2 separate regions of the Mus musculus genome follow, and region 2 is linked to region 1. The links are chromatin contacts, found by Hi-C or POLR2A ChIA-PET in ENCODE. All regions are on one chromosome and are shown on one strand. Each heading gives the region's core, a stretch centred on a gene start or an enhancer-like site at or near the end of the contact. The rest is flanking DNA. Distances are from core to core; before and after follow the strand shown.

Evidence for each region. A loop is a pair of places that touch in the nucleus more often than their neighbours do. ChIA-PET counts read pairs that join two places held with the same protein, here RNA polymerase II (POLR2A).
Region 2: a loop to region 1 is called in a map of left cerebral cortex, with 1.8 times the contacts of the local background. The contact joins the promoter of Mkln1os here to the enhancer-like site in region 1. A Hi-C loop is called at or near these places in 1 of 37 maps with a recorded cell type or tissue (left cerebral cortex). POLR2A ChIA-PET finds 5 or more read pairs at or near these places in 1 of 5 experiments (Patski).

The regions. Positions count from the first base shown.
Region 1 is chr6:31,287,505-31,292,617 of GRCm38, forward strand. The region is part of intron 2 of 2210408F21Rik (RIKEN cDNA 2210408F21 gene); the gene reads left to right. Among named protein-coding and RNA genes, the nearest start is that of Gm38782, 47 kb to the left of the region's middle. Within about 2 kb of position 1,652, at least 1 of the 3 ENCODE cell types and tissues checked has a DNase peak (open chromatin) inside an H3K27ac peak, as active enhancers do.
Region 2 is chr6:31,396,844-31,401,583 of GRCm38, forward strand. It overlaps Mkln1os (muskelin 1, intracellular mediator containing kelch motifs, opposite strand), which reads right to left and starts at 1,930. Exons shown (of 3, transcript NR_040300.1): 1 at 1,772-1,930. Mkln1 (muskelin 1, intracellular mediator containing kelch motifs) reads left to right here and starts at 1,985. Exons shown (of 18, transcript NM_013791.2): 1 at 1,985-2,111. The coding sequence starts at 2,014.

The DNA of each region.
Region 1 (5,113 bases), core at 402-2,901:
TAAAGTTTCTTGCCAGAAATTCATCACTGTTATCAAACTTGTTTCAATAAAGAGTGTTTAGTATAAAGAACAAGGATGTCAAAAACCCTTCATTGCAGTCCTTTCCCTGGTGCCAGGGGATGGCAGAGCACAGAACTCATAGATAACACTTGTTTGTTAAGAACTTCCTGAAAGGTGACAAACAGAAACCAAACTTTCAGTCAGACAAAAACCACATGGCTTAGGTTTGAGAATATTCCTTCTGTTCCAAAGCCACTCAGGGGTCCTTCGGCGTCTGCAGGAAGCTGACGCCCTGACACCAACTTCCATGGAGTTGCTGCTGTTGAGACTTCTGTAGGAACAGCATTCGTGGGTGGAAGGAACATGCCAGATCTCAGGGAACTATTAGATGCCTGTTGACTCAGGCGGCAGGACCAGCTGTGAACAGGAATGTATTTTTACGTAGCTGCAGTGGAAAGGAACAGGCCTGTTGAAATTATTGCCGAGGTGGGGACAGAACCTGCTGGGATATTTGTGGAAGGTTTGGTTTATGGGGGATGAGGAGATAGAGCTGTCTCAGGAGGTACAGCTTGAAGATTCTAAATTCAGAATTAATGCTGGGCATAATGGCACATGCCTTTAATCCCAGCATTTGGGAGGTGAAGGAAAGGGGATCAGGAGGTCAAGACCAGCCTTGGCTACATGAGACACACACACACACACACACACACACACACACACACACACACAGAGAGAGAGAGAGAGAGAGAGAGAGAGAGAGAGAGAGAGAGAGAGAGAGAGAGATTTTGATTGATTTTCTTGGATAGGTCACATGATTGAATGATATAGCTACCAGGTAAAGTCCTTTCAAAATTAGACCCCAACAAAGATTTCTTTCTCTCATGTTTCTGTATCTCCCACCCACCTTAGGAATGTCTTTTAAAAACACAAATCCTGCCAGCCAGCTGCCCCTGGAAAGAAGTCAAGTGGGATGACTTCCTGTTCAGGGGGAGGGAGCAGGGGGTGTCACCTCTGCTGCCTCTCCTCTCCTCTCCTCTCCTCCCAGCTCTTAGGCAGCGCGCAAAGATCTTCCTTCCTGCCTGCAGAGGAAGCCCATCGTGTTCTCTTAGCCCTACCTTGGCATTCCTTGATGTCTTTAGAGAAGCAGATGACCCCGGCTGAGCCAGACAGTCAGCAGAACAGCAGCTCTCGATGCTGCGTTTGGAAATTTCCATTCTTTGCTTGCAGCTCTGAAAAAAAAAAAATCTAAAGAGCCCAGTAGCTGGGAAATTTCCACAATGGAAAATTTTAACATATTCTTTAGCTCTAAACTGTGCAGGTTTATAGACATTATTTTTTTTTCTTTCTGGTAATTTCCTTCTTTAACAACAATTTATGAACATGGTACCACTGGAGCTGAGGGAACAGGAGGGCAGGGTGACCTAGGGGGTGGGCATAGCTTGCTTAGCAGGAGGCTGCACTATATAACGGTGTGACCGCTCAGAGCACCACCATCCTGAGGCCCGCTGGGTGGGAACTCATCCAAGTCGAGCTCACTTGCCCGGGAGCACTGCAGGGAAATCTGTGTAGAGCCTTGAAATGGAAAATGCACGGATACAACTTGGGAGCCTGACATGGTGAGTCACGTTGCCAGCAAAAGCAACCCTGAGCAGATGATGATCCCTAAGACCGCTGCTTCCTGAACCTGAACTTAAGCTGTAGGCTCTGATGCAGTCAGTTGAGGGTGGGAGCTAGGCTGCATTACCAACGGATGCTGACCATCCAGGTGATGCTGATGCTGCCCTTCCTGAGGACCACGGTGTGCGGCATAGCAAGACCTTCGTCAGCATGCAGCCAGTGCCCTGCTGGCTGAACACTGCCAGAGGGTGGCTGGAGGTGAGCTCAGGTGACAAAGTTGAGGTCTCAGAATGGAACTCAAAGTCCTCTGGAGAGATGCTCCATGTCAATCTGGATAAAGAGGCTCCTTTAGAATGGAGGGGGTGCACAGCATTGCCAGAGGCTTGGCTTGGAGAATGCCTGCAATCAGGACCTTTCCAGAGAAACTCATGTGTAACTGGTGATGGTTCCTTAGCTAAGCCTGGTTCCTGAATGGTTGTCCAGCACTGAGTGAATGACCAGTGAACCAGTTCCCAACACTGACTGTGACCCGAGAAGAGTCCTGAGAGGCAGTTTCTGCCGCTCATGTTCACTGTTATTGAAATAAACTTTTAAAGGGACTTGGAGATTTTCTTAACAGCTATCTCACCTGCTGGATAGAGGAAAGGAGAGGGAGAGAGGCAGAGGGGAGAGGAAGACAAGAAAAAGAGGAGGTAGCACTATTAGTCTAGGATGCTTCCACCTCGTGATCTGTAGTGTGTCTGCTCCATGCATTTTTTAAAGCAACACTTGACCTAGTTCTGACTTTCTATTCAGTTGGACTTGGGGTAGTTTATTAGTCCATACACAGAGGACGGAGCGGAGGGAAAACCAAAGGAGATGGCAGTCATGCAAATGTAGTAGTTGCGAGACAGACTTGATCACATGGACTATTATCTCTGTCCTGCTATGCTAGCACCCACATGGTAGTTTAAAATACCCGTGACTTTCAGGGTTGCGTAGGGATTTGAACATCTGCAGGTTGGTTGGTAGCGTCTTCTTGAGATACTTCCTCCCTGACGAGAGGTGTGATTCAACAGGGAGAGGACACCCTCTGGGCTCTGTAGAGGAGAGCTGATTGGTTTCCTTTAGCGTGATGTTTGATGAGTCATTCTTCACCTAGGAGTTCTCTTAGGATCTGCAGTCAATCAGACAATTTGCTTGATCCATTTAAAGTCACATTATTATTATTATTGCTATTATTATCATTAATTACTCAAAGGAGTGCTTTTGTTTTATGCTTCAGGTGAAATTCACATAACAAAATCCACTATTTTAAAGGCAGCAATACAGAAACCTGTAGTGTCTTTGTGACATTGCACAACTTCCCCTTGTATCCAGTTCCCAAACATTTTTATCACTCCCACAGGGAAGCCTCGCATCCATTAAGTTGTTACTGCTTGATGCTGGCTCCCTCCTTCCGGAACCTGGTCACCGCCAATTTACTTTCTCTGTGGTTCCCGGTCTGGGTATTTTACATAAGTGAATTCCAACCATGTGTGGCCATTTGCTAAGTCACATCTCCTTAAGAATAAACATTATGGTTCTAGGGAAACCTAACATTACTGAGTGCTTACAGCACAAGGCGTGCGACCCTTACAAGTAGACTCCATATACAGATAAGAACATGGAGATTCGGAGAATTGCCCGAGACCCATACCTTCTGGCCGAGCAACGAAGAGGCTTCCATAGCCAGGCCCACCTTCACTAGGGCATTTCCCACTCACTGTGGCTCTGGCTCAGCATCCTCTGTCACCTTGCAGACAGATGCGTAGATACTCCTTCTCAAGTTTAACAACTTCACAGAGCCCTGACTCGAATTCCGAATGCAGCGTTAGTTGCTTCCAGCTGCTTTTTTTCTTTTAGCGGTAAGTCCAGGCAAACTCCTTTGAAGAGCTCATTAAAACTGCTAAAATAAAGTCTTAGAAACAGGTGCATTCATTAGCAGAAAATGCAGACGATTATGTTAATATCACATTCAGGTGACAAATTTAAAGGCCTCAGACTCATGAAGGATAAAAGGACCCCCCCCCCCCACCCAGGCTAGAGTTAACTTCTTTTGTGGGGTTTTGTTCTGGATAGCACATGACTGACTACAGCTGTCCAAAGTGGGAAACCTGCAGTGTTAGTTCACAAAAATAAAGCTGATCTGTGATATCATGCTCCTCTTTATGATTTCTTGGATCTCTAGTTATGAAAAGAAAGCTGAGGGATTGTCTACAACCTTACGGTCGGATCTAGCTTGCCATTGGTAACTTATTGCCCACCAGGCCCAAAGATGATTGATTCGGATATGTCGACAGGCAGGGCATTGCTTAGTTTGGCTGCATACACAGACCCTGGTTCTCTGCACTGGAGGAGTAAATCAGTGTAGGCAATGATTTTCAGTTTGGACCAAAAAATTATTTTTACTGTGCTCTTTTTTTAATTTAAAAAATATTGAGCCTGCAATAAGATTGTGTAAAGTCTTTGTTTTGAGATGTGCACATTTTTTGTATTTCCCAGATTTTCTACAGTGAATTTTCAATTTTGAAATAAAAATATTCATTTGCTTATAGTTTTTTCAAAGTATTTAAAAATTACAAGGGAATAACTTAACTTTCTTCCATTAATTAAATATCCCTGTAAAATCTGAATAATGTTTAATTGCCTGGGATATGAAACCTAGACAAGAAATACCCCCAATTTCTTACCTTTTCCAACTCTAGGATATTTGTGGTCATTTTGGTTTTCCATTGGTAAAGAAAAGAGACAAATATGGCTAGGCATCAAGTCATTTAATAAAAAAATTAATTGTGCAATATATTATTGGACATTTTTTCAGGTAAGTATACATACACAGGAAGGGATGCACCTGCCACTCAGAAAGGGGAAAACGGGGAGACTCTTATAGGACCCATATACTTTATTTTTAAAATTTTAAGTTATACACTTGGGGAAGGCTTTGACTAGCTACTTTTTTCTCCAAAATGGTATGCTTAAAATGACTATTTCTTATTGCACAACATGAATACTGAAGGCGCAACACATTTACACAGCATGTTTACAGATTGTGTGTGTGTGACACACACACGTGCACATGCGTGTTTGTGTTCACGAGTGCATGCACACACTAATTGGATGAACAGTGATAAGCTGAGCAATGGCTCCTGAGTAGGATAATCCTGTCTTTGCCTTCTGTCATCTTCAAGTCTTCTTTTCTCTTCCCCTGTACATTTCCGCCTTCGCTCTCTCTTCATCCCTGCTTTGAGATGGGTTGGGTGAAGGCACACAGTATGTTTGGTACAGTACTAGTGTTCTCGTATACAGAATAAGCTCTAGCAATCAGTAGATACCTGAAACCATAGATAGTGTCAAGGTCCATAATGTAATTCCTTTTCCATTATAACTTTCTGTATGCTTACTGCATGCAATAGCCATAACTTTTGCAGCTTGGGACTGACTGCAAAGTAGGACACAGTTTTCTGTCTTCTTTTTT
Region 2 (4,740 bases), core at 680-3,179, 110 kb after region 1:
AACAACCATGACAGCTCTCCCCTCTCAAACAAACAAACAACTGCAGGAAAGTCTAACACTTGAGAAGAGTTGGTTTAAAGCTGCATGGCGGGTGAGGTGAGGAGAAGCACCGAGTAAAGCTGGGAGCTGGAGAGTGGCCTCCCCAGGGAAGGAGGAGGTCATGCCAATGGTCATGCCAATGTCCAGTGCCAAACAGTCACACCTGAAAACGTAACTCAGGTAACATTATACGGACTCAACCGGTTATACTGGAGAATAAATATTTATATACAAGTACATATATGCAATAACAATTAATGAAAAAGGGGCCATAAATTTGAATAGTAGGGACAGCTATATAGAAGGTTTGGAGGAAGGAAAGGGATGGGAGAAATACTGTAATTGAATTACAATCTCAATAAGAAGAATTGGTTTATATCTGTTTTTCACATTATATAGTTGATCAGGAACTATACAATTCTCTGCCTGGAAGAAAAACAACAACAACAATAACAACAACAACAACAATGACTTACTAAGATCCAAAAAGAAGAGGAATTAGCAAATTGTGGGTCCTCTAACTGGAGTGAATCCCCATCTTATCTTCTCCCTTTTAGAAGACAATCTTTCCCTCCAAGATAATTTCTCTGTAACTAACTTCCTCCATGGTAGGCAGTTATCTAACTGAAGTCAGTGGGGTTAGAGCATTACCTCAGGGGTCATTACCTCAGGGGTCATTACCTCAGGGGTCAATACCTCAGGGGTCATTACCTCAGGGCTCATACTCATTCCCAACAAAGTCTTAAACACTGAGTATACTTGTGGTCTAGCTGACATTGCTAGTGGTATCATAGTAGAGGCTACTGCTAAAATTTCACCAATGGAAACGAAGCCAATAAAGAATTGGAGAGATTTGATGGGCCGGTTAACGATCATAATCAAAAAGAGTAAAACTATTGGATCATTTATTGAGATACTCTTTGCTTGAGTTTTTAATATCCTCTGGTTGACACAATGATGCAATCCAAACTTCCAGGAGTCCAACCTCTTAGGCAGGGAGTGACACGATTTTGGGTGATGCCGCTAGGTAAGCAAGGGCATATTTATAACCCTGACAAACAGGTACTAGACAGGAGCATTATCTAACTTTGCCACCTATTTAGGCCAGATGTTCCTTTTGTGATAAAAAGCTGGAATGATGCCTGCTGTCAGGCTTCATGAACAGTATGTATGTTGGAGGTGGGTGGGGTGTACTCATTATTCCTTCTGAAGAAGACGCGATCTTTTCTCAAACATCTCTCTCTTTCCAAACATTTGGGCTAAATTTATGTTAAAATTCAAAGCAAGCAGATTTAATGCCGGAGACAAATGATGGCACACAACTTTCCAACTCTGAGCATCTTCCTGGTATGTGGGCGAATGTCATTTCTGGGTACAACGATGCCATCAGAATATTAGTAAGAGAGGCCGACAAGAAATGTTTACAGACTGATAGCAGAACACACTAGCTGTTCCTTTATCTTGCCTCCACCTGACCCTTGAACACGGTGACAAGGACATTTTTACCCCAGGTCAACTGCAGAGACAAAGGCCATACGTTATTATTGCACTTCAATTCTCCTCACCTCTGTTTCCGGAGAGGATTTATAAACAGGCTAGAGCAGTGGTTTCCAAAGTAGGAAAGATGGAAAGATATTCCCTTCCCAAGCTCATCGAATTTTCCCTTCCTATTCTAGGAGACGTTTCTTTCTTTTTTTTTTTTTTTTCAAAATGTCCTTGGCTTTGTCTTTACCTGAGCTTGTATGAAAAGTCCTCTGTGCCACTCCTCTGCCAGCCTCACAGGAAAGGAAAGCCTCCCTGGGAGGGTCAGCTAGGAAAGGACAGCGTGGGAAACCCGAGGAAGCGGCCTCCAAGCAGCCAGTGCCGGCCCTGCGCGGTCGGGTTCCCGGCGCGGCCCCTTTAAGAGCAGGCCCCGTCCCCGCCCTCCTCCTGGCGGGGCTGGCGCTCGGTGGTGGCCGCTACGGTGCTGACAAGATGGCGGCTGGCGGGGCTGTTGCTGTGGCGCCGGAGTGCCGGCTTCTGCCCTACGCGCTGCATAAGTGGAGCTCCTTCTCCTCCACCTACCTTCCCGAGTAAGTGCGGGGCCCCGCGCTCGAGCTGTCGGAGCCGCTCGGTGAGAGCGCGGCCCGCCAGAGCGTGCGGTGTGGGGAGCGGAGCCGAGAGAGGCCCAGGCGGGGCCTGTGACGGGGAACGCGCGGCCTCCGGAGCTTCTCAGTGCGGCGGCCGAGTGCTCCGGCCTGGCGGGCCGAGGCCGGGCTGAGGGCCCGGGAGCGAGCTCCGGGTGGCGGCGGCGAGGCGGGCTTGCGCAGCGGGAGGTGAGGCGGAGCGGAGCGGGGCTCCGGGCCCGGGCCGCGGGCGAGCCTCCCCCGCCGTCGGAGGTGGTCAGGGCGACGACGGGGGCCCGGTCCTTCCCGGACGGCTCGGACAGCGCCGGAGTTCCTGAGCCCGCAGTAAAAGTGCTTAGCTCTGCACGAGTGGCGAGAGAAGTTGGGGAGTCCATCCGCACCCTGGCGAGAACTTGGAGGACTGGCAGAGGGGTGTCTTGGCTTTTTTTGGACGGGGGGGGGGGCTGGAAGTTCTGAAAAAGATAGGGAAGGAGGGCAGGTCTGGGGGCGTGCGGCTTGCCCGAGGGCACCACCAAGTCAGCAGAAATGGCCTTAGGAACACAACGAGGAACGGGTGCAGTTTTCCGTTGCTATTCGAATAAAATTGCTACATCTCCGGAGTGTCCTGAACAGGGAGTGTGTTCCATTCGTATTTTTAAAATTCCTCCCGTTTGTTCAGATTGGATTTCTCGAGTCCAGTCGGTCAGGACTCTGGAAGTTGAAGCTGCGGGTGAAGAGTCAGCCTCCGCGGACTGCCCACCTGCCCTCCTCCTAGTCACCAGGTCAAGGGTTGGCACTGAAGCCTTGTAGCTCCCGCCCAATGAAGGCTGACCTGTGGTCTGATCTGGCCGGTTGTGGCCTGTTGATAGCTGGTACATGGCCACATCTCTGATTGATATTGGAACCCAGCTTTTAATTTGAGGGTGAGCTGGATAAGCACCGACCTTCATTTGAAGTGGACTTGTGGCTGTTCATTCTGTAAACCTCTGTTTTTTTGTTTTTTGTTTTTGTTTTTTTTTGGTAGTTTTTTCTTTTGGAGGTGTGTGTGTGGTTGTTTGTTTTGGAGGCCTTTTTAAGGTTGTTTGTTTTGACTGACTCCTTTGAATCTGAAGATAACATTTTTTTTTGTGTCTAGGTTAGAGAGTTGGTGGTGTGTCACTAACTACCTCGAATGACTTTTTCCACCCCCAGGTCTTTGGTTAGATAACTTACACTTTAGGTTGTCTGCCATCGCTTTACCTTCTGGTGTAGGCATGAGACTGGGATAGCCCAAATCCCAGTTGCATTACCTGTTGTATGGGCATGTTAAGGAGAGAGGCATTTCTAAAAGGAGTCTTGATCTGGTGGGATAGTGGTTTTAGTCAGCCTCCAGTTTGGAGTGGGGACAGCACCTGCTGTTCCAGTTGGACTGCAGCTGGAAGAAGCCATTGCTATAGCTTCCTTAAGGCCACAGAGAAAACAGTTTATTTGCACTTAGTACTTGCACTTAGTGTATCTTGTTTAACCACAAAGACATTTCAAACATATAGTATAGTTTTAATTTTAAAGCCCTTTAGAGTTAAGCAGTCCGGAGTGAAGGAGTGCAGATGAGCATTAGGAAGCTTGGGTTTGAGAACTTTGTTAGGCAGGCTGGTGTGTGTCTGCCTTAGTTGTAAAATTCTTGGTTCTGAACTTAGGTTAGCAAGTATACGTCTTTGTATGACAGGAAGTTTAAGAAAGAGATTGGTTTCCCCGCCCCCTAAAATGACCTCTAATGGGGTGAAACAGTGGAAGGTATTATGAAATGTCTCAAGCAGGTGTGATTTTTTTTTAAGGTCTAGCCAGCTATTTGTTGAAATTGTTCAGCAAAGAACAAATATTTATTGATAGAAATCTAGGCATTTTGGGGTGATGGTAATAATTACAAAAAATGGCAATTACTTATGCCTTTCACATGCTAATCTTTATGAATACTTCAAGTGTTTTAGCTCATTTAAACCTTAACAGTCTTCTAAAGAATCCCAAAAAACTGGGCATGGTGTTGGGCCTGGATGGAGATGCCTGTAATGCAAGCCCTTAGGAAGCAGAAGCAGGAGAATGACAAGTGTAAGGCATCCTGGGCGACATAGTAAAGTAAGGCCAGCCTGGGCTGTGAGATCTGTGTTGTCACCTGTGACCTCAGATCTCCATTTTCCAGATGAGCAAACAGGGATGAGAGGTTCAAATTTGCCTCTGGTCATCCACCTAGGTGAGGACAGAGCTGAATCCAGAGGACCTGCTCCACAGTTCTCCACCCAGTGTGCTTTCTTGACTGCTTTTGTCTGAGGGTTTGTAGAGATTAGAGGGGATTCTGTTAAAGGCGCTTGTGTTAAGTTGTTTATAGACACATACCGGCTGGAGAGAGTTTGTGAACAAGCTTGAGGACCTGAGTTCAAATGCTAACATAGACAGTCTTCAGTCTTGTATGGTGCACTTGTGACCCCATTGCTCTTGGTGGGGTAGAGACGGGAGGATCCCTGGGGCTAACTGGGTACCAGCTTCTAGGTTCAGCGAGAAAAGGAACAAGGCAGAGAGTGATAGAGTAGGCTACCCTGGGTCCTCCTCTGGCCTCTCGGGT